Regions from separate parts of the Homo sapiens genome. Here regions 1 and 2 are each linked to region 3. Evidence: read pairs that join two places in POLR2A ChIA-PET (ENCODE). Cell type or tissue: MCF 10A. All regions are shown on one strand.

Region 1 (8,000 bases), 69 kb after region 3:
TGAACCCAGGAGGCGGAGGTTGCAGTGAGCCAAGATCGTGCCATTGCACTCCAGCCTGGGCAACAAGAGTGAAACTTGGTCTCAAAAAAACAACAACAAAAAAAAGCAAAGGGTCTGAGAAAGTGGAGGGCAGAGCCTGTGGGAGAGGAAGTGATCTTGGCCTTCCCCAGACTGGAAGTTAGAAGAGACAATGGAGAAGCAGCAATATGTTGAGCTGAATGGAGCAGGCTCAGGGCCCATGCTGAACGAGGGCTCCATTGCTGGGTCCTGTGCATAGTTTTCTGGGGAAGACAGTGGGCAGCAGCCTCGGAAGCCAAGCAGAAGACCACCCATAATAGGAGCTGGGGGATTTTGCTAGGCGGAAAATGGAAGGTGAATAAAAAGATTGGCCAACACCAGCAGCTTGAGTCTATGATGGTGGGAGGGCCGGGCCCTGCGTCTCCCCGGAGCCTTCCGTGACTTGGGAATGGAGAGGGTGTCTGGAGGGGTCCCCGGCAGGAGCTTGGTGAACATGCAGCTGGGACAGGTTGGAAAGGGCTCTGTGGTGGAGAGAGGGTCGGGTACCCAGGATGGCCTTCCACATGGTAAGTCAGCATCCCTTGTTGATTTAGGAGGGAGTTCAGGCCCTCAGTAAACTAAGAGCGGTGACGACCCAGGGAAGGAGGGCCAAGGTCAGAACCTTTGGATGTGTGCCTGCGGGGAGTGGGGAGGAGAAAGGGCCCTGGAGCAAAGGGGCCAGAGGAGCGGGAAGGTGAGCATGACCCTGCTGCGCCCAGAGGCCCCAGGAGGTAGGGGTTTGCAGAGTCAGGCAACAGGGGTTCCTGGAGGACAGGCCAGGCCACCCTGGTGATCGGGAGCCCGTGGGGGACTCCAGTTCTTTCAGTTGCCTGATGTCAAGGAATGAAGGACAGGGAGGAGGATGTCACATAGGCACTAGCTAACATTTAAAATGCAGGAAGCACAAAATGTGTCAACCAAACTGGTTTTTTCTTTCTGAGCTGTGAGGAACCGAGGCTGACCTGCCTCGGCCCAATATTACAGAGGACGGAGTGTCGGGGGTGATGGGCCTGGCTGTCCCCCGGGGTCAGGAGTGCTGACTTCATGGGATGTCGCTCGATCCCCTGGAACCAGCCTGCCTGGAAGTTATGCTCAGGGTAAACTTTTTTTTTTTTTCCTGAGTTGGGGTCTCAGTATGTTGCCCCAAATGGAGTGCAGTGGCACCATCTCTGCTCACTGCAACCTCCACCTCCCAGGCTCAAGCGATCCTCCCATCTCAGCCTCCCGAGTAGCTTGGACCACAGGTGCGCACCACCTGACCCGGCTCATTTTTTGCATCTTTAGTAGAGATAGGAGTTTTGCCATGTTACCCAGGCTGGTCTTGAACTCCTGAGCTCAAGCAATCCTCCTACCTCAGTCTCCTAAAGTGTTGAGACTACAGGTATGAGCCACTGTGCCCGGCCCAGGGTAATCTTGATTGTCACCGGGACCCAAAGGTGGAATAATAACATGGACTTCCGAGAGTCTTGACAGGCTTCGCTAATTTGAATGGAATGCAGTCACTGGATGAGGGTACAGAGAATCCCTGAGCAGAATCCTGGGTGTTTGTTTCTTTCCTGTGGTCCTGCCCTGCCCAGGCCTCTGAGAAATGCAGAGCCTTTCCTCTCCCCATCCCTCCCTCTCCCTCAGAGGTGATTTTGAAAGGTCTCAGCTTCTTATGCATACCCCTTGGGGTCAGGAGGTAAGAAGCTTTTTTATTTTAGGCCTCTGGCGGAAGATTAATGGGACTGCCCCTGGCGAGGTGGCAGAGGGCAGGTCTGGCTGAGAGCTTGTGTTCAGGGGTTTGGGGAGGGGACACCGGGAAAGGAACGAGGGCCCCACTGCACATAGCACCCTTGCTGGGAAGGGTGAGGGCTGCAGACACTTGTAAGCCTGCTTGACTTTGAGGGGGACGTCTGGGTCTTCTGGGGCCAAGTCCTTGGAGAACTCTGGAGAGGCTCTGGGACCCCCAGGGCCCACGACGACGCAGTGCTCAGCTGAGAGGCCAGGGAAAGGGAGGTGGCTGCTGTACCCTAGAAACGAGACCCCTTCCTCTGTTCCAGTCTCTCGGATGAAGAGTTGGAGGGACAAAGCTACCTTATAGTGGCTGACATTGCCTCCCACCTTGTCCTGCAGGACACCAAAGCCAGATGACCTTTGATTTAGAAGCATAATGCGACAATTCTTGCACCTGAGTGCCGTGGGACCCATTCACTCCTTCCTGGCCCCAAGCAGCTGACGCAGGAGGCCTAAGTTTTAATTGATATAGACTTGAAATATTCAAAGAGCTAAGCTATCAAATCCATCTTGTTCTCTGCATTTTTCTTATAACACAGAGTATGCCCCAGTGTTGAATAACCATGCCGGGGACAGCAGGAAAGGGACTCACGGGTTGTGAATTTACATGTGACGTCAGAAAGGCTCTGTAGACAGGAGGCGGGATGTGCGCCTGGCCAGCACCCCCCACCCCGCCTCCATGCGCAGTGATTACAGGCTGGATGGCACGTAGTGAGCCAGGCGAGGTCACCTTTGCACAAGCGGAGTGACTTTTCCCCCAATCTCATACCAGTCTGGCAGCATGTATGAAAAGAACGGTGAGAGAAGCTGTTTTATGCATTTCTAAAGGAAGCAGAGAAGTAAGAGCTTGGTATTTTTCAAATGGAACTCAAAGGTCTTTGCAGCCTGGGCTCGGCACTGGGCTGAGAGCCGTCAGAGGAGCTGCTGCAGGGGTGGCTGCCATTCCTCAACCCGATTCTATCGTTATTATTTACATTCTATGTCTTCTCTTTCAAGATTATTTTTTTGACATTTGCCTTCTGGCAGAGCTGGGACCAATGAGTGGGAGGTGGATTTTGGCGGAACACAGGAGGAATTCTCTTAGTCAGAGCCATCCAAAAATGGAAAGACCTGACTCAGAAGACAGCGTGTCCCCTGCCTGCATAAGGTCCTGGTGAGGTCCTGTCAAGGGTGCTCTGCCCTGTGCTTTGACAGGTGTGTGCGGAGATGAAAGGTAAATAGCCATTCTTGAGCGTGTCCTCTGTGCCAGACACTGTTTTAGGTACTTTTACGTGAACTAACACATTTAACCTACAAACAACCCTATGAGACAGGAACTATTATTGCCTATTATTACCCTCGTCTTACAGATGAGGAAACTGAGGCACAAAGAAGTTTAGTAACCCGCCCAGGTCACAGGGCTGGTATTCTAGGGAGGCAGGACTCAGCCCCAGGTGGCCTAGTGGCCTTGCTCCTACCTTGACCACCAGTGAAGTTGATCCTCTCATCAGCTGACCGGGCACAGTGACCAGCTGTTCTGTGCTAAAAGGAGTTTAGAAGGCAGCTGACTCAGCCCAAAATGTGGGGTTAGAAGTCAAGAAGGCTTTTAGACAGGGAACATCAGTCAACGAGTAACAGAGGCTAGGCTTGAACTCTCTGAAAGGAAGCCTGGGGGTGCCTGGCACACATCCCGTCCCGCCGCAGGCGCAGGTGGAACCAGGGAGTTTGGGGCCCGCCACTCCTGGGCTCAGCATGCAGTTAGCTCCGCACCCCCTTGCACCCCAGGTCTACGAGTTGGCTTTTTGCTTAGTTCATTCAAGTGAGTCTCCGACTTCTCCTCCAGTTTCAGGAATCTGTCCCAGATTTCTCCCTGGGCTGAGTTCTTGCCTTGGTCACCTGCCCAGGACTGCAGTTTCTCTGATACCACCTCAGGGGAGGGGCAGGACCTAGACCCTCAGAATCTGGCCTTGAAGCCTGGATACATCTGGGGAGCTGCTCACGCTTCTCAGCTGCATTTGCCTTGGTTGAGGATGGGAAGAAGATGCCTCCTTCCAAAGATTGCCGTGAAGATGGCGATGCGATAATGTGAAATCGCTGTGCGCGCGGCTGGACTCTATCAATCATGGTTGTCTTCCCACCTTTGCCACAGACTGAAGGTCCCTTCCTGAGCTCAGCCTGTTGGCATTCAGTCCCTGGGGCTGAACCTGGGCGAGCCAGGTGCCTCCTGCAAAAAGAGACAGTTCAACAAAGTGCAAGGAGGAAAGCTCTTCTGTACCACCATGCCCTGTGGAGGGTACCGTGTGCAAGGACTATCAGAGAGGTTCAGGACTGCCCTTCGGTTGAGCTCAGTGACTCTTTGTTCTTTGTTTTGTTTTGTTTAGTTTTTTGAGACAGGGTCTCACTCTTGCCCAGGCTACAGTGCAGTGGTGTGATCTCGGCTCACTGCAACCTCTGCCTCCCAGGTTCAAGCCATTCTCCTGTCTCAGTCTCCTGAGTAGCTGGGATTACAGGCATGCGCTACAACACTTGGCTAATTTTTGTATTTTTAGTAGAGACGGGGTTTCGCCATATTGACCAGGCTGGTCTCGAACTCCTGACCTCAGGTGATCCGCCCACCTCGGCCTCCCAAAGTGCTGGGATTACAGGCATGAGCCACCAGGCCTGGCCTCAGCGACTCTTTGAACCAGCGTCTGAGTCAGGAAACAAGGGTACCACTAGGCTCCAGGACCTGCTCTGTCTGTAAAATGAGAAGCAACTAGAATATCCCTAAAACTCCTCTTAGCTATAAAATGTTCTGATTCATGACCAAGGGAAGAAAGAAAATGTGTATGTAACCAAATAAAAATACTTTCTGATGTGAGCCAAGGAAGGGGACAGAAGTATTTGGCTTCCTCATTCAGCCCCACCCTATAGAAAGTTCTGGCTCTGGCATGAAGACACACTGGTCTGGTTTCCTCTCGCTTTTATTTCACAAGAGCCCCCAAATATGACATTTACGAATGCTCTGATAGTAGATCCTATTCAGGTGATTGGCCTGGAGGCTGAAACTTTACACAACAGCTTCCCCTGGGGCCTGGCAATCTTAAGGATTGGTGAAACTTTCAGCTAAGAGTAAAGAGCTTCTCACGTGGTTCTCATGGTGATGTTTTCCTTGCAACGGTTCTATAAAATGGGTTAAAATAATTTTTATGATCTTGCACTTGGGAAAACCAATAGACACAAAGGTTTAGTTATTTTTCCACAATGTGTGAATATGGGAAAAGTGGAAGAAGTTTTGATCCCAGAATTGGCTAGCTCCTTCTCAACAAGCAAACCCTGGGATCTTTTCCAATCACATCTTTGATGAGAAGAAAGTGGCTTCTTGCTCTCCAACAAATATTTGCCCCCAGATTCCTGCACCTACTGTACAATTAGAGAAAATTCCTGAGGGCTGAAGTCGAAGCTTCTGTCTTCTGTCTTCCTGTCAAGGTATCTTGGACCTCTGGCCAAACACTCAGATTAAAAGAGGAAATATCTTCATGGCTAATTTCTTTTTTTTTTTTTTTTTTTGACATGGAGTCTCACTCTACCACCAAGGCGGGAGTGCAGTGGTGTGATCTCAGCTCACTGCGACCTCCACCTCCGGGGTTCAAGCGATTCTCCTGCCTCAGCCTTTCGAGTAGCTGGGATTACAGGCGCCCGCCACCACGCCCGGCTAATTTTGTGTATTTTTAGTAGAGACGGGGTTTCACCGTGTTAGCCAGGATGGTCTCAATCTCCTGACCTCGTGATCCACCCACCTCGGCCTCCCAAAGTGCTGGGATTACAGACGTGAACCACTGTGCCCAGACTTTTTTTTTTTTGAGACAGACTCTCACTCCTGTCGCCCAGGCTGGAGTGTATTGGCGTGATCTCAGCTCACTGCAACCTCTGCCTCTGGGGTTCAAGTGATTCTCCTGCCTCGCCCTCCCAAGTAGCTGGGATTACAGGTGCACACCGCCAAACCCAGCTAATTTTTTTTGTATTTTAGTAGTGATGGGGGTGCATTTTACTGTGTTGCCCAGGTTGGTCGCGAACTCCTGAGCTCAGGCTATCGGCCAGCCTCAGCCTCCCAAAGTGCTGGCATTACAGGCGTGAGCCACCACACCCAGCTGACATTCTGAAACAGAATTTCTGAAATCCCAACTCTTCTCTACCCTAAAAGACAGTTCTGCCCAGTGGGGCCCAGTGAGTCGTCTCAGAGCATTGGGTCCTGGTATGAAACGAGACAAAGCAGCCTCTGTCACACCCTTACCATGAAGGATCGTTCATCCGATTGGAGGGCAACAGAGGGAAATGTTGACATCCTCAATTTCATCAGAATCCTTTTCCAAAGACACAAATAAGACGTCTTAAATATGGAAAATATGCATCATGATGTTGAAATCTCACAACTAAACATCATTTCCGGTCCTGTGTGTTTACTAAGTTTATATTCCCAATTTTAAAACTACCGATCAATTCTTTTTTTTTTTTTAGATGGAGTCTCACTCTGTCGTGTCGCGATCTGGGCTCACTGCAACCCAGATTCGGTTCAAGCCGATTCTCCTGCCTCAGCCTCCTGAGTAGCTGGGATTACAGGCACCCACCACCATGCCTGGCTACTTTTTGTGTTTTCAGTAGAGTTGGGGTTTCACCATATTGACTAGGCTGGTCTCAACTCCTGACCTTTTGACCCGCCTGCCTCGGCCTCCCAAAGTGCTGGATTACAGGTGTGAGCCACCATGGCCGGCCAATCAATTCTTTTTTTAAAAAATATAGATTTATTTAGAACCAGGGGAGAGAGTGAATTGCAGTCCCTAACTACCACAAATGATGCAGTTGCGTTTCCCACATTTGGAGAAATGGCCGGGGTCAGCATATCCAGAGTGCAGGGCATGAGCCTCGCCCTGGGAAACCACCTTCGTGATCCTGGTACCTCCCCTGCGGATAAGCGTTATTGACTAATGAGGTAATAATACTGTTTCTTAGAAAAGTGAAGTAAGGCTAGGCCCGGTAGCTTATGCCTGAAATGCCAGCACTTTGGAAGGCTGAGGTGGGAGGATCCCTTGAGCTCAGGAGTTTGATATCAGCCTGGGCAACAGAAGGAGACTCTGTCTCTACCAAATGAAAAAAAACAAAAAAACAGAAAGTAAGTTTAGGAAATTTTGATTATGGGTGGAAATTGTCATAAACTTGGGATGAGAGGAAGGTCTTGGACATTATAAGTGGGTCGTATTCCCCAGGCTCGGTGAGTTGGTTTTGAGGGGCCAAAGACCACATTTTCAGTTCAGAAAAGGATTTGCCTGGAGGCCATAGGATTGCAGTGTCATCTGACGAGCTCCATGCTGGGGACTTTTACAATGACCGGGGACACAGAGCAGCGTTTCTTTTCTGGTTGTCTTTAGACTTAACATAATGATCCAGAAGCAGAGACTTCTGCTGCCAATCTGTAACTTTCTTTTCTAAACATATTTCCGTGGTCTCTGGGAGAATGTTAACATAAGAGCCAGTGTGCGTGAGGCCAGGCGCGGTGGCTCACACCTGTAATCCCAGCACTTTGGGAGGCCGAGGCAGGCAGACCACTTGAACCCAGGAGTTCAAGACCAGCCTGACCAACGTGGTGAAACCCCATCTCTACTAACAATACAAAAATTAGTTGGGCTTGGTGTTTTGTGCCTGTAATCCCAGCTACTCAAGAGGCTGAGACAGGAGAATCACTTGAACCTGGAATGTGGAGGCTGCAGTGAGCCGAGATTGTGCTGCTGCATTCCAGCCTGGGCGACAAGAGCCAGACTCCATCTCAAAAAAAAAGAGCCAGTGTGCGTGAACCTCGTGCAGCTGTCAGCATGAGGTGGGCTCTGCGTCAACACAATGTTAGCTAATGCAGGACGCCATGATGAATTACATCTCATGTTTTCCATTTATCCCCCAATGATAGCAGTTTTTGTTTTTTTGTTTTTTGTTGTTTGTTGTTTTTGAGATGGAATTTCACTCTTGTCACTCAGGCTGGAGTGCAGTAGCACGATCTCTGCTCACTGCAACTGCCGCCTCCCGGATTCAAGCGATTCTCCTGCCTCAGCCTCCCAAGGAGCTGGGATTACAGGCACCCACCACCATGCCCGGCTAATTTTTGTATTTTTAGTAGAGACGGGGTTTCACCATGTTGGCCAGGCTGGTCTTGAACTCCT
Region 2 (8,000 bases), 57 kb before region 3:
CTCTGCATGAATAAGCTTTTTGAGTCCATGTACTATTGTTTTTTGTTTGTTTGTTTTTGTTTTGACACAGAGTCTTGCTCTGTCACCCAGGCTGGAGTGCATTGGCGTGATCTTGGCTTACTGCAACCTCCTTCTCCCAGGTTCAAGTGATTCTCCTGCCTCAGCCTCCCAAGGAGCTGAGATCACAGGCACGTGCCACCACGCCCGACTAATTTTTGTTTTTTTAGTAGAGATGGGGTTACACCATGTTGGCCAGGCTGTTCTTGAACTCCTGACCTCAAGTGATCCACCCACCTCGGCCTCCCAAAGGGCTGAGATTACAGGCGTGAGCTACTGCATCCAGCCAATGTACTATTTTTTAAATAAAAAACTTTCATTTCTCTTCTGAACAATGATCACTTATTCTCCTGTGTCTGCCTCTCTGTGTATGTAATATCTGGTGCATTAGCTTTGTCACTTCTAAGTTGACTACCAAAATATCTTTTTGTATTTTCTTTCCCTTTTTCTCAACAGAGTTCCAATTAGCTAAGATAATTACATATGTGATTCTTGGATAAGTGAGATATTATTAATTTCATATTTTCCTTTCTGTAGCTTTACACTACTCTGCCTGTCTCAATGTCCTAATCTTTATTTTGGTATGTCTAAAGTGAAGAAAGCTAAAGGGCTAGGGTGATGCTGAAAGCTACCAGCAGATCAGATCTAACTGGAAAAAAATAATCAAAAGAGTGTGTCTGGCCGGGCATGGTGGCTTACGCCTGTAATCACAGGACTCTGGGAGGCTGAGGAGGGTGGATCACTTCAGGTCAGGAGTTCGAGACCAGACTGGCCAACATAGTGAAACCCCATCTCTACTGAAACAAAACAAAACAAAACAAAAAATTAGCCAGGCATGGGGCACGTGCCTGTAATCCCAGCTACTCAGGAAGCTGAGGTGGGAGAATTGCTAGAATCGCTGGAACCCGGGAGGCGGAGGTTGCAGTGAGCCGAGGTTGCGCCGCTGCACTCCAGCCTGGGAGACAGAGCGAGGCTCCATCTCAAAAAAAAAAAAAAAGTGTGTTCATACTTAGGAAGTTAAGATGGGAGGATCGCTTGAGCGTGGGAATTTGAGGCCAGCCTGGACAACATAATGAGACCCTGTCTTTAAAAAAAAAAAAAAAAAAAGCTGGGTGCAGTGGCTCATGCCTGTAATCCCAGCACTTTGGGAGGCCAAGGCACCAAGGTGGGTGGATCACCTGAGGTCAGGAGTTTGAGACCAGCCTGGCCAACATGGCAAAACCCTGTCTCTACTAAAAATACAATAATTAGCTGGGTGTGGTGGCCCACGCCTGTAGTCCCAGGTACTTGGGAGGCTGGGGCAGGAGAATAGCTTGAACCTGGCGGGTGGGGGTTCCAGTGAGCTGAGATTGCGCCACTGCGCTCCAGCCTGGGCAACAGAGCAAGACTCAGTCTCAAAAACAACAACAACAACAGCAACAACAAAGAGTGAGAGAGTGTGTGTTCATTATTTATGTATATGCATAAATTGTTTGTATACGTTCCCCCAACTTGATTATGAGTTTTGCATATTCCCCACTAGAATAGTATTCTTTACATAGGAATACCCCAGTACATGTTGTTGATAACATCTCATAGGAAGAACCAGCTCAGACAAAGTGCTACTGAAACTGAAAAAGTGTGTGTGCCCCCAAAACTAACGTTAATAAAGTAAGATATGTTGCCAGATATTGTATCCAGAAAATGCATTTATCACTGAGCTCACTTAAAGAAAAATACTGCCTGGGTCAAAAAGTTACTCTTAACCAAGCATTGAATGCTAAACTGGAGGTCCTAAGCGGCATGCATTCTTCTTTTTTTGGGTGGGGGCGGACAGTGTCTTACTCTATCCCACAGGCTGGAGTGCAGTGGCGTGATCTCGGCTCGCTGCAACCTCTGCCCCCCGGGTTCAAGCAATTCTCCTGCCTCAGCCTCCCGAGTAGCTGGGATTACAGGCATGTACCACCACTCTCGGCTAATTTTTTTTGTATTGGCTAAATTTTTTGTATTTTTAGTAGAGACAGGGTTTTGCCATGTTGGCCAGGCTGGTCTTGATCTCCTGACCTCAGGTGATCCGCCTCCTCGGCCTCCTAAAGTGCTAGGATTGCAGACATGAGCCACCGCGCCCGGCCGAGGCATGCATTCTTCTGAAGGCTGGTTTACTCTGATCCTACAAGGTTGTAGCTGGAATCTGGGTGGTTTCCTAAGAGAACTGACAGTTCCCTGGTGAAGCTATTCATGGCTCTCTTGAAACCAAGAGAAGGGTGTAGGAGCAAAGGGAATTTCCTTTCCCCATTTTTGAAGGTTTGCTCATTTGAGTCTACAAAACGAACTCTCAATAGAGGGCTAACAGGACAAAGGCACACACATTTATTCTGTGCACATGCACAGGGAGCCACACAAATATGAGACTCAAAGAAGGGCCAGATGACTGCAGTTTTTATACCCTACAGAGAGGACTAGATGCCTGGAGCTCCAGGTGGGAGGTGGTGACACGTCACGGGGGCCGCCAGGAGGAAAGGCATGGGTGAGCAAAGGCTGTCTTGTTATGCAGATGAGTCTTGCACACATCATCCCTGGAAAGAATGGCTGGTAGCCTATGGTAAAAGTTCCTCTATCAGAACTTTAGTCTCCTTTTCCTGTGAGTTCACCTTTCCTGAATCTGGATAAGGAGATAGAGAGATTGATACAGGTGTTAAAAAGAAATTACTTAGGCAGATAGTGAGGGTAAGAGAGTCCTCAGTCCTTTTAATAAAAAGCAGCCCACAAATAATTTCTTTTCTAATACAAAGCAGCCTGAAAAATCAAGCTGCAAACATAGACAAGCAAGCTGGAAGCTTGCATAGGTAAATGCCAGCAGCTGTGCCAATAGAAAAGGGCTTCCTGGAAGCCAGGTATGTTCAACACAGAGGCTCTCTCCCCTTTCCTTTGTTGCCACGTGTGTAGTAAAGAAGCAGGCTACATGGTGCTGGCCAGATAGAGACCCCACCTGCATGATAAGAGACTAGGGGCTGGGCGTGGTGGCTCATACCTATAATCTCAGTAGTTTGGGAGGCTGAAGCGGGTGGATTACCTGAGTTCAGGAGTTCGAGACCAGCCTGGCCAAAATGGTGAAACTCTGTCTCTACTAAAAATACAGAATTAGCTGGGCATGGTGGTGCATGCCTGTAATCCCAGCAACTCGGGAGGCTGAGGCAGAAGAATCACTTGAACCTGGGAGGCAGAGGTTGCAGTGAGCCAAGATCATGCCACTGAATTCCAGCCTGGGTGACAGAGCAAGACTCTGTCTCAAAAAAAAAAAAAAAAAAGAGAGATTAGGGTGGGGTGGCCAGCTTCTTTGCATGCTATGTGAATGGCTCACCTGGTCCCACCAATCCTTTGTGCCCTGTGTAAATCAGACACCACCTTCTCAAGTTCATCTATAAAACCAACTGCATCTCACCACGAACTGGGAGATCCACTCGGAACCCCTTCCCTCTGCACGAGGGAAGGCGGAGGTTGCAGTGAGCCGAGATCGTGCCATTGCACTCTAGCCTGGGCGATAGAGCAAGACTCCGTCTCAAAAAAGAAAAAAGAAAAATATGCTAAAATGACGTTTTAAAAGTTGCTTGTCCACTCATATATTTTTGTCAAGCTTTGTGTTACGAAACAGAGTCAAAGCCTAGTATCATTTTTAGCAGGGGTTGGGGGAGGGGGTGGGAAGTGATAAGTGAGACTGGAGGGAAGGCCAAAGGATTTGAAGGACAGAAAAGCACATATCCTTCCTAGACCTCCCCTGGCTCCAGGATGGAAAATGACTTGGCAGGGGCCCTTTTTGTGCAGGCCAGAAGGGAATTTATTTCCCAGCTGTTCTGTTGTATTTTCCTTGTTAGTCTTTGCTCCCACGGTCTAAGAGCAAATACCGGATCTTAGCGCCTACAGTACTGGTCAAGAGCTGCCACTTCAGTCAGTGTGACTCACAGCTGTCCGTGAACCACCTACTGTAACAGCTGGCTAGACACCACAGCCCTGCGGCCCTGCAGCCCAGCCACGTCTTTTTAGCTTCACCTCGACGGCCTTGCTCTTGACCTGAAATCACCATCACCTTAATGGGCTAGAAAAGGTGGGGTTTAGAGGTAGATACTTTTATTCATTTTTCTTAAATTGTATTTCTCAATTGCCACTCAAGGATCTTGGAAGATGTATTTAATCTCAACATCAAATTAGAGTTCTAGGAGACCAAGGCAATTGAATATGTCATTGGACAAAACTCCACTTCATATCCTTTGGTGTGTAAATGATTCATTCCTTGAAGAAGAAAGGTTCTGGTTAATTTGCGGCTTCGTTATGATTTGCTGCTTTTTTGTGATAAGGATGAGGGGAACTGCCTTTAGAAAAACTGGTTCCGTGGTAGGATCATGGTAGGATGACCTCTGGCCTCTCTCCCTGGGCTCTCTGCTGTAGCTTTCTTCCTCTCTAAGGCTTATTCCTGAAGCTTCACTAGAGACAGGTAAAATACAGTTCCTGCCCTCCGGAAGTTTCCAAATCAGCTGTGGATATAGATTACTGTAGGAGAATCATAAAATCACAGGAGTACAAATAAAATGCAGTTTCAGAGAAAGTACACATTACTTTTTGCCTCAGCTTGTACTGTAACATTAGCCTGTGTCTTTATCAGCCTAGAGCTTTACTTTGTTTTATTATTTTAAAAAAGAAAATCGTTCTGCTGGACTGGAAATACCTTGACGCCAGAGGCCATGTTATTTTTATCTTTTGATCTCCTCTCTATTCTAGTACATTCAGGCTCCACACAGGACACAGCACACATAATACTGCCTGGTAAGCATTTGCTGACATCACTGAATTGGGGAAGGTGTTGTTGAAAAGGTAGAACTTGAGCTCTGTTTTTAAATAGAGAGGGGCAGTTGGCGGTGACACACTCCCCATCTATGAGTCATTTGTTCTGGGCCGCAAGGAAGAATTTGAAAACTCAGAACAGAAGGGGAAAGAATGGCAGGTTGGTAGAATGACTAGAACAGAGCTGGGTGTTAGTTTGACAGAATATGAGGTCGGAGAGGAGGCCAACCAGCCTGGTTGCTGTTCTGGAGAATAATTGGGATATTACCGTGGCTAGATGCAGGAGGAGGGCCTTCCTGGGGTTGGAATGTTTGTGGAATGAATAGCATTTCTTTCCCTCTCTATTTCATCCTGAGGACACCGTCAGCTTCTTCACTGGTCCCTTAGCACATTTCATCCGTTCCTGGTGGTGGGAAGGTTGGAGCAGGGTGAGAGGGGAGCTGTTCAAATGATTTCCTTGTTCCTTTCTTCAACGTGTGTCAGTGTTATTAATTATTTTGTTCTGGAATTGGTTTGTTCTCAGGAAAGATGTTGAGTGCATTTTGAAAAACTATGTGAAAATTAGATTGAGCAAATAAAGTTTTTCCATTGTGGGAAGGATCCTGGATGACTTTATAGAGGTTCCATGGTTGAATAAGATGACCTCTTTAAAAGCAGCTACCGAGCTCGGGGCAACAGCTCAAGCTAGAGACAGTGTAAAAACAGCAACTTTGGGGAAATAAATAAGTTTCTTTGTTGACAGTGCTTGTGAGACATCTAGGAAGAGAGAGCAAATTTGCATGGGAAATCAGGCCTTGAGCTCAAGAGACGTCAGCGCAGAAATGAAGATTTAGCAGACAAAGGTGGCAGCTTAAAGGGGGTGATGGTTGAGAGGCGCAGGCTGCAGTGAGCCAAGATCGTGCCACTGCACCAGCCTGGGTGATGGTGCAAGTCAGTTAGGTCCTTCACTAGACTCTGCTGTGGCCTAGGTGACTGGTGTCCAGGGCTCCATAACCACCAGCAATTAGAAGCAGCTGGGCCCAGTGGCTCATGCCTATAATCCCAGCACTTTGGGAGGGTGAGGTGGGTGGATCACCTGAGGTCGGGACTTTGAGACCAGCCTGGCCGACATGGTGAAACCCCATCTCTACTAAAAATACAAAAATTAGCCGGGTGTAGTGGTGTGCACCTGTAATCCCAGCTACTTGGGAGGCTGAGGCACGAGAATCGCTTGAACTCAAGAGATGGAGGTTCTAATGAGTAAACATCGCACCACTGCACTCCAGCCTGGGCAAAAGGGCGACAACAGCCTGAGGGGGAAAAAAGGCAATATTTTCTGTGCATTTCCATTTGGCGTGCTATGATAGAGCGCATCCTTAACTTGTGATCAGATTCTTAGTGGTTTCCAAAGGTTAAGAAATTGGTGTCATAGAATTGGCCAGGCGCGGTGGCTCACGCCTGTAATCCCAGCACTTTGGGAGGCCGAGGCGGGCGGATCACGAGGTCAGGAGATCGAGACCATCCTGGCTAACATGGTGAAACCCCGTCTCTACTAAAAATACAAAAAAATTAGCCAGGCATGGTGGCGGGGGCCTGTAGTCCCAGCTACTCAGGAGGCTGAGGCAGGAGAATGGCGTGAACCCGGGAGGTGGAGCTTGTAGTGAGCCGAGATTGTGCCACTGCATTCCAGCCTGGGCGACAGAGCAAGACTCCATCTCAAAAAAATAAGAAAAAAAAGAAATTGGTGTCATAGAATGAGAAGATAAGAGCAAGAAGGTCAGGACTTGGGGCAGACTTGTTGGGGGCAGTCAGAATTGAAAGAGTAAGAAGAGGGGAGCCGGGGGAATGGTGTCTTCAAGTTGGATAGGACTCAAAGAACACACCAGGTTGACCTTTAGAAGGTTATTAGTGATAAGCAGAGGATGGGAATTAGGGAGTAGGGACAGCTAGTCTAGACTTTGCTTTCTTGGAGGTTAACATTTGACAAGAGTGAATGTTTGCTGAGTTCCTAAGAAGGGCCAGACACTGTGACATCTGTTGTAGACATAAATGTGGGCAAAGATGACTTTGGTTTTGCACTCATAGATGTTAGGGTCTCGTGGGAGAGAGAGGCATTGATGAAATAATGATCCCAAAGGAAGCACATCCTCACAAACTGGGTCAGACTTCGCAGGGAGAAACATGGTGCATAGCACAGGAGCATGCCATGATCTGTGGGTCAAAGAAGGCTCCCTGAGGCTGTAAGCACAGCCCCGAGGGGTGAATAGGAACGATGTGGTCGGGGGGTGGTGTGGGGGTGGGGGACGGAGATCAGAAGAGTCCAGGTCACAGGGAGAGCAGGTGCTGAGCCTTGTGAATGTGGAGCCAGTGAGAAAAGTGATCGTGGCAGGAGGCCATGCTGGGTCTTCTCTTTCATAAGGATTTGGGTCTAAGAATAATTAGGTAACCACTAATGTTAGATGGTGTAACATTTGCATTTTGGAATAAAGTAGAAGAGTTCAGGTGATAGTGATAGCCTGAACCGGGATCCTGGGAATGAAGGTGAAGAGAAGCAGATGGATTCAAGAACAATGCAGAAGGTAAAATTAGCCCCAGATGGTAGCAGGGAAGGAGAGACGGAACATAGTGATTTAGAGAGGTTGGTAAGACGCAAAGGTTTTTCTTCAGGTGGAGAACACTTGAGTTCATTCATAGGCAAAGAGAAAGAGCAATGGAGAGAGACGACTCAAAGAAATAAGAGCAAGTGGGGAAAATGTACGTCTTGGAATCAGAAACACTGATCCTCTGAGAAGAAAGGGCTGATGGCTATGTAGGTACATTTATAGGTGGGAATGAGGGAATTTGAGATTTGAAGCCTTGATCCACAAAATGGGGCTCAGATATGTTCTTGGAGTGAGGCCATGGTCTCCTAAGTAATGGGGTAGCACCAGGCTCTGGAGGAAAAGCAAGAAGCTGGGAGATGGTTCATAGAAGGGCCACAGTGCTGTTTAGAACACGGGAGAGGATGAAACATTTTTGTGTATATATCATGTGTAAGTTATTTGTGTGTACTCAGAAACATTGCATAATCCTCACAGCACCTTGCAAGGTCCATATTTTGATTTTATATTCGGAAACGAGAGTCAGGGAGTTTTGAACTTCAAATGTCA
Region 3 (8,000 bases):
AGCCAGGTGTGGTGGTGTGCTCCTGTAATCCCAGCTACTCAGGAGACCGAGGCAGGGGAATTGCTTGAAGCTGGGAGGTCGAGGCTTCAGTGAACTGAGATTGCGTCTCTGCACTCCAACCACCTGGGTGACAAACCAAGACCCCCTCTCTCTCTCTCAAAAAAAAGGGGGGGCTATTTTGGCCAGGTGCGGTGGCTCACGCCTGTAATCCCAGCACTTTGGGAGGCTGAGGTGGGCAGATCACTTGAGGTCAGGAGTTCAAGACCAGCCTGGCCAACATGGTGAAACCCCGTCTCTACTAAAAATACAAAAATTAGCCAGACATGGTGGCACGCACCTGTAATCCCAGCTACTCGGGAGGCTGAGACAGGAGAATTGCTTGAACCCAGGAGGCAGAGGTTGCAGTGAGCCAAGATCACACCACTGCACTCCAGCCTGGGTGACAGAGCAAGATCCTGTCTCAAAAAAAAAAAAAAAAAAAAAAGGGACATTTTATTGAAAACTTTTCAAATTCATGAAATGGAGAATAGAAAGATCAAAACTAAACATCTATAACACATCCCAGAGCATTTCTTGGAGCTTAGCTTATCTTGGCTTAGCTGCTTCCTTTATCTCCAGGGCACCCCCGGGGCCCTGACTAGCAGCTTTGTGACCCTCGAAACACACAGAGTGGTTCCACTGTCCCCCTTTGAGTGAGGGGCTTTGGTTTTGGGGTGGGGGCAAGAGGATTTGGTAGGGAATAGCAGGAGGAAAGTGATGATGACGGCTGGGGGGCTTGGGACAGGAGTGGGGAAAGGGATTGAGAAGAGAGCCAGAAATCTAAGCCAATTGCCCACTGTAGTCTAAAAGAATGGTGCTATACTCACAAACACACTGCTGTTTTTTCATTGTGGTGGTTGTTTTTTGAGACAGAGTCTCACTCTATCACCCAGGCTGGAGTGCAGTGGTGCAATCTCAGCTCACTGCAAACTCTGCCTCCCGGATTCAAGCGATTCTCATGCCTCAGCCTCCTGAGTAGCTGGGATTACAGGCGTGAGCCACCACACCCAGCTAATTTTTGTATTTTTAGTAGAGATGGGGTTTCACCGTGTTGGCCAGGCTGGTCTTGAATTCCTAACCTCAGGTAATCTGCCCACCTTGGCCTCCCAAAGTGTTGGGATTACAGGCGTGAGCCACCTGCCCGGCCCACACTGCTGTTTTGACACATGAAAATACTATGGTATCAAAGGGCCACGAGGAAACTACGAGGGTGATGGGTATGTTCACCGACTTGATGGTGGCAAATAGTTTTAGGGGTGAATTCATATGTCAAAAGTATCTACTCACCGTTAAGTGTTTATGTTTGTTTTATTCGATGTCTCAATAAAGCTGTCTATAAAAAACACTAAGGTATACAAGAATGCTAAAGCCTGTATTGCAGTTGCTAAAATGTGTCAAAATATAAACAGGTCTACCTGACACTGGGCTTTCTGTTGGGCATGGGGAGGGCCTGGGTTAGTAATTTATCTATAGGTCATGGGTGGCCTCAAGGATCTGAAAGGCCTCAGGTGAATTATTTTTATGGGGTCTGGCAATTAGTCTAGAGGTCCCCATTTTGTGCATTTAATTAACCCTTGAATGCAGGTGTCAGGGAGGAAAAACGTTGCCTCTACCCTCCTATGTTATATGATTAGGGGTCTGCGAATTAAACTACCAAAAGACAGGCCTGGCACAGTGGCTCACACCTGTAATCCTAGCATTTTGGGAGGCAGAGGTAGGAGGATCATTTGAGCCTAGGAGTTCGAGACCAGCCTGGGCAACATGGTAAGACCCCATCTCTACAAAATATACAAAAATTAGCCAGGTATGGTGGCACACGCCTGCAGTGCCAGCTACTCGGAAGACTGAGGTGGGAGGATAGCTTGAGCTTAAGAGGCGGAGGTTGCAATGAGCCAAGATAGAACCACTGCACTCTGTCTGGATGACAGAGCGAGACCCTGTCTCAAAAAAATGAAATAAAATAAAAGAGCAAAAAAAAAAAAAAAAAAAAACAGGTTAACAGGAGACAAAGCACACAATTTTTATAAACATTTACATGCATAAGAGTTTAAAAAAAAAAAGTGAAACTCAAAGAAGTGGTTAGGCTCAGGAATTTATACCATTTTAACAAAGAAAGGCAGGTTTGAGCTTGGAGAGACAACGGATCGTAGGAAAGTGACTAAGAAGCGTATGGGGACGAATGGGGAGTCAGGCGTTATTTCAGTAAGGGTCTCTTCATGTAGACTCATCTTGGAGCCAACCGCCTCTGGGGATGAGTGCTCTTCTCGTCCTCTGATGGGGGTGCAGGGACACCTTTACGGGGGAAATTGATGCCTGGCTTTCAGGCAGTGAAGGGGAGGGCAGAGAACTGTACTTGCTTGTCGATTCTCAAGTGCCTCCAGCTCAGAATAATCCTTAACGCCAAAGTGTGGTGGCACGCGCCTGCAGTCCCAGCTCCTTGGAAGGCTAAGGTGGGAGGATAGCTTGAGCTTAAAAGGTGGAGGTTGCAATGAGCATCCTATCTTTTAAAATTTTCTTTTAAATTCATTTTAATTTTTTAAATTAAAAATTTTTTTTATTTTTAATATTTATTATATAGAGATGGGATCTCACTGTGTTGCCCAGGCTGGTCTCGAACTCCTGGACTCAAGTGATCTGCCCACCTCAGCTTCTCAAAGTGCTGAGAGCCACTGCACCCGGCCTGGGGATGGCGTATTCTGAGTCCCTTCTCAGGGAAAACCATCAGCAAGTGAACATCACAGAGGGCTCTGTGTCTCTACTCCCCCCTCCCCCCGCCACCCCTGCCATTTTATTGGACTTGACTGTGGGACAAGGAGGTGTGGGAACCTGGGCCAGTCTGCCTTGAGGGTGACTGAGCTGGCACCCCTCTAGGGTTCGGCATTTTGCATATCTCCTCTTCCACGCCCTGGAGTCTCCATCCTCCTCCCTCTCTCTTGCCCTGGGCACCCGCACCTCCCCACAGATCATCTGCATTTCTGACTTCCTCCCTCTGTTCTCCTCCTGAGACTGGGTGCCAGGATCAGCTTTTGCATCTTTTAAAACCATATGCAGTATTTTCCCTCAAAGTTTGTTTCTCTAACGGGTTCACAGTTTTTCTGATTTACTGACTACACACTTTTATGAACACCGATCATTTATTTTTTCCAATACAAAATATTTTCTTCTGCTTAATATTTTCCATATAATATCTCCCTACTTTGAAAAACTTTTAAATAACCTCTTAAAAAAAAAAAGGAGTATGACTCAGAAGCCTTAAAAGCTGTGGCCACCAGCTGAGATCCTAAAATGACCCAACTGTGGAGCAGGGATAGAGTGAAATAAAATAAACCCCTTTCCAAGAAGCTCAGCCCTGGAGAAGAACATTTGTGAACAGAACTGTGGGCCTGTTGCCATTCTCCACCCTTCTGTTTGGGTTGGCCCCCATCCTACACGGTCATCTTCTCTCCTAACCAAAACAATGGCTGAGCTCATGGAGATTTTTACATTTTTCCTAAAAAGAAGTTTTATATCTCAATTAATATTTAAAATTCCAAGTTAGAAGGTACCTTTGGAAAAGTACATTCTTAGGTCAGAAACCCTGTCCTCTGAACACCACTTAAAATAACTCAACAGCCTGCACGAATCTGAGAATTCCAAGGTCATAGGTTTTTTTTAGCCTTGTTTGTAAGAACAACAAGACCAGCTCACACATGTCCAAGCGTATTACTCACAGTTAAAAGTAATAGTAAGATTTAATTGGTTTTCTTTTTTCTTCTGTGGTGTGTGTCTATTCATCAGCCTCTTGCCGCTCTAAGTTTTTCCTCCCTCCCTTAACCCACATCCTCAAGAAGAATTGAAGAATTTTCCAGTTATGCAATTTTGCCTGCAACTTTGCCTAGTGCTAGTCTGGAGTGGAGGAGGGGGTGGGGGATCTTCAGGTTCTGTTCCATTTCCTTAGCTCCCCCGACTCCGTAATTTGAAATCATGAACATTTTCGAACATACCAGAAACAGAGCAAATAGAACAATGAGCCCATCTTCCAACTCTAACAATCGTTACCATTTTTCAATGTTGTTTTGTTTAGTCTCCACGCTCCAGCCTCTTTCGTTTTGAAGTATTTTAAGCAAACCCTAGAAATAACATAATTTCACCCATAAATGCTTCAGTGTGTACCTACCACAGAGAATGTCTTGCCCCCAGTGTAATGCAATACTGCGATGAAGCTAATGCAATGAACAAAAACCCTTTAATAAGAACTGCTCCAGCCAGAGTGGACCCCAGGCAAGCATCTGGAGGCTGGCTCAGGGCCGTTGCTGGTCAGCAGAGTTGGTGGTCGGGGAGAAGTGGATGGGGACAGGAGAGTGGGGACAAGCTGGACTTCGTTGATACCTGTGTGTGTGTCTGTCATGCATCAAGTCTAAGAACTTTGGAGAGTCACGGCTGATGCTTCACGCAGCCTCCCGAATCCCACGACAGTGCCTCTTTGGGCCACCTCTTCACCCAGAACTCCACAGAGAAAGGGATGTGGAGGAATCTAGCTCCAGCTTCACCACAATGACGTGGTCCAAGCCACCACCACCCTTTCAGGCCCTGTCTGCTTTCCCATTTCCCTGCTTTCTCAATCATGGATTTTTACTGTTGGTTTGTACAGATTCGGAAACAAACAAAACACCAAGGTTGCCGCTGACTGTTCCGTCTCTTTTAATCTGCCACACTTCCTGCTCCATCTTTTCCCATGACATTGTTTCTTGATGTACCTGGGCCGTTTGCCCTGCAGAAATTCCCCATATCCGAATCTGGCCAGTTCTATGCTCCTGGTATAATGGTGGTTGGCTCTCGAGGCTTGATAAGGTTCAAGGTTTTGTTTTTGCTGTTTTGTTTTGTTAGCTTTTTGTTTTGTTTGTTTTGAGACAGGGTCTCGCTCTATTGCCCAGGCTGAAGTGCAGTGGCATGGTCTTAGCTCACTACAACCTCTGCCTCCTGGGGTCAGGTGGTCCTCCCGCCTAAGCTACCTGAGTAGCTGAGATTACAGGATTGCGCCAACATGCCCAGTTCATTTTTGTAGTTTTTTTTAGAGACGGGGTTTCACCATGTTGGCCAGGCTGCTCTCCAGCTCTTCAGCTCAAGTGATCAGCCCTCCTTGGCTTCCCAAAGTGCTGGGACCACTGCGCCCAGCCTGAGGTTCTTAGTTTTTTAACTCCCTTTGGGTTCCAAGTCTTGTCCAGGTCATAGGTGGCTGGGAGAAGCCAGGGAACAGTCAGTGGGCTACCTGGACTTTACTGAGCTTCCTTAACCACTGTGTGTGAATTGTCCCAGGTAGGGAAACTGCATAAATTCCATTGTTACAATTGGCTCTGTATCCACCTTGGAAATAGCTAGCTCAGTGTTTCTTCTTTCGGCTTGATGAATCTTCCACGCCTGGTAGTGCCTGTCTCACTTTAGATACCAACTGTAGTGTTTCAGTTGGATGAATGTCCAGTGGGAAGGAACCACATCTCTCCCCACCCTGTACGACAACTCTAGGTTCTCTGTTTAACAAAGGACATGGAAACTTATGGAAGTGGGACCCCTCTCACCAGGGTGGAAGCAGATGAAACACATTTCAGTGTAGCTTCTAGAGACCCACGGTGGCCTCTCCATGGATTCCCTAATGCGGCCGATTAACATTGTCCATGCGTTTTGCTATGTCCTTTAGCTTGTTTAGCCTGGTCTTATTGTCACAGTTCAAGAAGAACTTGCTCTAGCAATCTGTGACTTTTGTTCAAGATAATTTTTATCAACATTGAACTCTCCTCTTTCTTGAACCAAACTCAGCTTCAGCAAGCCCACATCCTCATCAGGGAAGAGAAGTCAGACTGAGTGCCTCAGTTTCCCCAAGCTCCATCTCTGCCGAAATTCCCACTGTTTTGGAAAGCCTCTTTCTCTGAAGTTGTTTACTCTCCAGCTCTGAACTGATGAGCTTTAGGATGAATGTTTGATACAGAGCTTGATGGGAGGATCATGATCCCACCATGTGATTTTTACATTAATCCTTTAAGATTTTCACTGAAGGCCAGGTGGCTCACGCCTGTAATCCCAGCACTTTGGGAGGCTGAGGCGAGAGCACTGCTTGAGCCCAGGAGTTCGAGACCAGCCTGGGCAACATGTGAAACCCTGTCTCTACAAAAAATACAAAAATTAGCCAGGTATGGTGGTGTGCACCTGTAGTCCCAGCTACTCAGGAGGCTGAAGTGGGAGGATCACTTGAGGTCCAGGAGGTCGAGGCTGCAGTGACCTAGGATCACCCCCACTACACTCTAGACTGGGTGACAGAGTGAGACCCTGTCTCAAAAATAAATAAATAAATAATAAAACAATGATGATATTTTTGAAAAGACCTCATGGATTGGTGAGAACACATCTACAGGCCAGAGCTCCACCAAGTGTGATTTCAAAACCCCAATCTGCCGTTCCACTTGTGTTTTGACAGAAGAATATGTGTTAGAGATAAGACAGAGCTCTCAGGAAGCCAGATCAAGGCTGACAGGGACAGGCGCCTCTCCTATGCACTAGGCTCACCAGTTAGAGTGTAATGGAAGCAAAAGGGAATGTACTAGAAGGGTCTCTTGGACTCATCCAACAGATGTGAGGTTGAGGCACTGAGTTTGAAAAGGGGCGGAAATTGGCCAGGCGCGGTGACCCACACCTGTAATCCCAACACTTTGGGAGGCCGAGGTGGGCAGATCACGAGGTCAGGAGATTGAGACCATCCTGGCTAACATGGTGAAACTCCGTCTCTACTAAAAAAGTAAAAAAAAAATTAGCTGGGCATGGTGGCGGGCACCTGTAGTACCAGCTACTCGGGAGGTTGAGGCAGGAGAACGGCGTGAACCCGGGAGGCGGAGCTTGCAGGGAGCGGAGATCAGGCCACTGCACTCCAGCCTGGGTGACAGAGTGAGACTCCGTCTCAAAAAAAAAAAAGAAAAAAAGGGGTGGAAATCATGTAGTTCCAGAAAGCTAGCAGCTCCGCATTCTTGCTGGGAGGCAGGTGCTTGGATTTGAGATTTCATCGGATTCCCTCAAAGGGGATGAGGGAAATTCATAAAAGGAAATTCAGATGCTCTAAGGATGGAAGAATGGCTAGAAAGCAACTGAAACCCAACAAAAATCCACAGCAGCAGGCAACTCAGACGAGTGTCTGTAATTTAAGTAGAAGGAGAAGCGCCAGCTTTCTTGTATCATGAAAACGTTTACAGTTTCTGGGCTTAGAAGAAAAAAGCCCTAAAACCTTGAGGATAAAGGAATTCATTTTCTAAAATTCAGTTCTATAAACAACACTGTGAAAGGCCAGAGGAAGGTTATCAGATGGGATATTTGTGTTTAATTTCTCAACTTACCACAATCCAGGAGCAGATTTATAGTCATTGGTTGGGAATGTGTCAGCGAGCACCCGAGGTCAGGGAAATGTGGTCTTTTGCATTTTGAAACACAGAACTGTATGTTTCTTCAGCTGCCGATTTACCAGCTCTCCGGAGACAATAGGCTGAGTTCATTTTGGCTGAGGGACACCGTGACTGACCGATTCTCTCTGGTCGCAGAAATCACGGCTTTCCTTGTTCAGGACATCTGACCAGCATTAGGGACTGGTGAGTCAGTCAGCTGTAAAGGATGGTTCCTCCAACTGGGGATCTGAGAGATCAGCAAAAAGGGATTTGGGAGGAAATGAAGTTTGTCATGCTGGGCCAGAGTGGTCATATCATTAGAGGCAGAAAAGTGTCTGCTTCCATTTCTGTTTGTTAAAAATAATTAAACACCTTGGGAGTCTCAGAGAGGTGCTCAGCCCGGAGTCCTTACAGCTGTCCTCAGGTTGCCGGTCCATAGCTGACCCCTACGGAAGCTCATGGACACCTGAAATTCGTTTTCATTTATAAATGTACACCCATAATGAATCTCTGATGAAAGGAAACTTAAGGAACACTGATGACGAAAAGAAAGGCCATCGA

What was found. Peaks named below come from ENCODE experiments on the same cell type or tissue, not always from the same donor. Only the 100,000 strongest peaks of a DNase experiment are listed, where the experiment ranks them.
Region 1: POLR2A ChIA-PET joins it to region 3 with 11 read pairs; 13 of 35 experiments call an interaction of 5 or more read pairs at or near these places.
Region 2: POLR2A ChIA-PET joins it to region 3 with 109 read pairs; 8 of 35 experiments call an interaction of 5 or more read pairs at or near these places.

The regions. Positions count from the first base shown.
Region 1 is chr1:8,199,831-8,207,830 of GRCh38, forward strand. It overlaps the pseudogene RNU1-7P. Among named protein-coding and RNA genes, the nearest start is that of LINC01714, 4.8 kb to the right of the region's middle. In MCF 10A, no CTCF peak of the experiment used is centred here; DNase peaks (open chromatin) are centred at 2,511, 2,921 and 4,811.
Region 2 is chr1:8,073,419-8,081,418 of GRCh38, forward strand. All of the region lies in intron 2 of ERRFI1-DT (ERRFI1 divergent transcript), which reads left to right. Among named protein-coding and RNA genes, the nearest start is that of ERRFI1-DT, 51 kb to the left of the region's middle. In MCF 10A, no CTCF peak of the experiment used is centred here; DNase peaks (open chromatin) are centred at 3,953 and 4,933.
Region 3 is chr1:8,130,457-8,138,456 of GRCh38, forward strand. It overlaps LOC107984915 (a long non-coding RNA gene), which reads right to left. Exons shown (of 3, transcript XR_001737893.1): 2 at 7,395-7,686. Among named protein-coding and RNA genes, the nearest start is that of LINC01714, 74 kb to the right of the region's middle. In MCF 10A, no CTCF peak of the experiment used is centred here; DNase peaks (open chromatin) are centred at 2,945, 3,415, 3,745 and 7,485.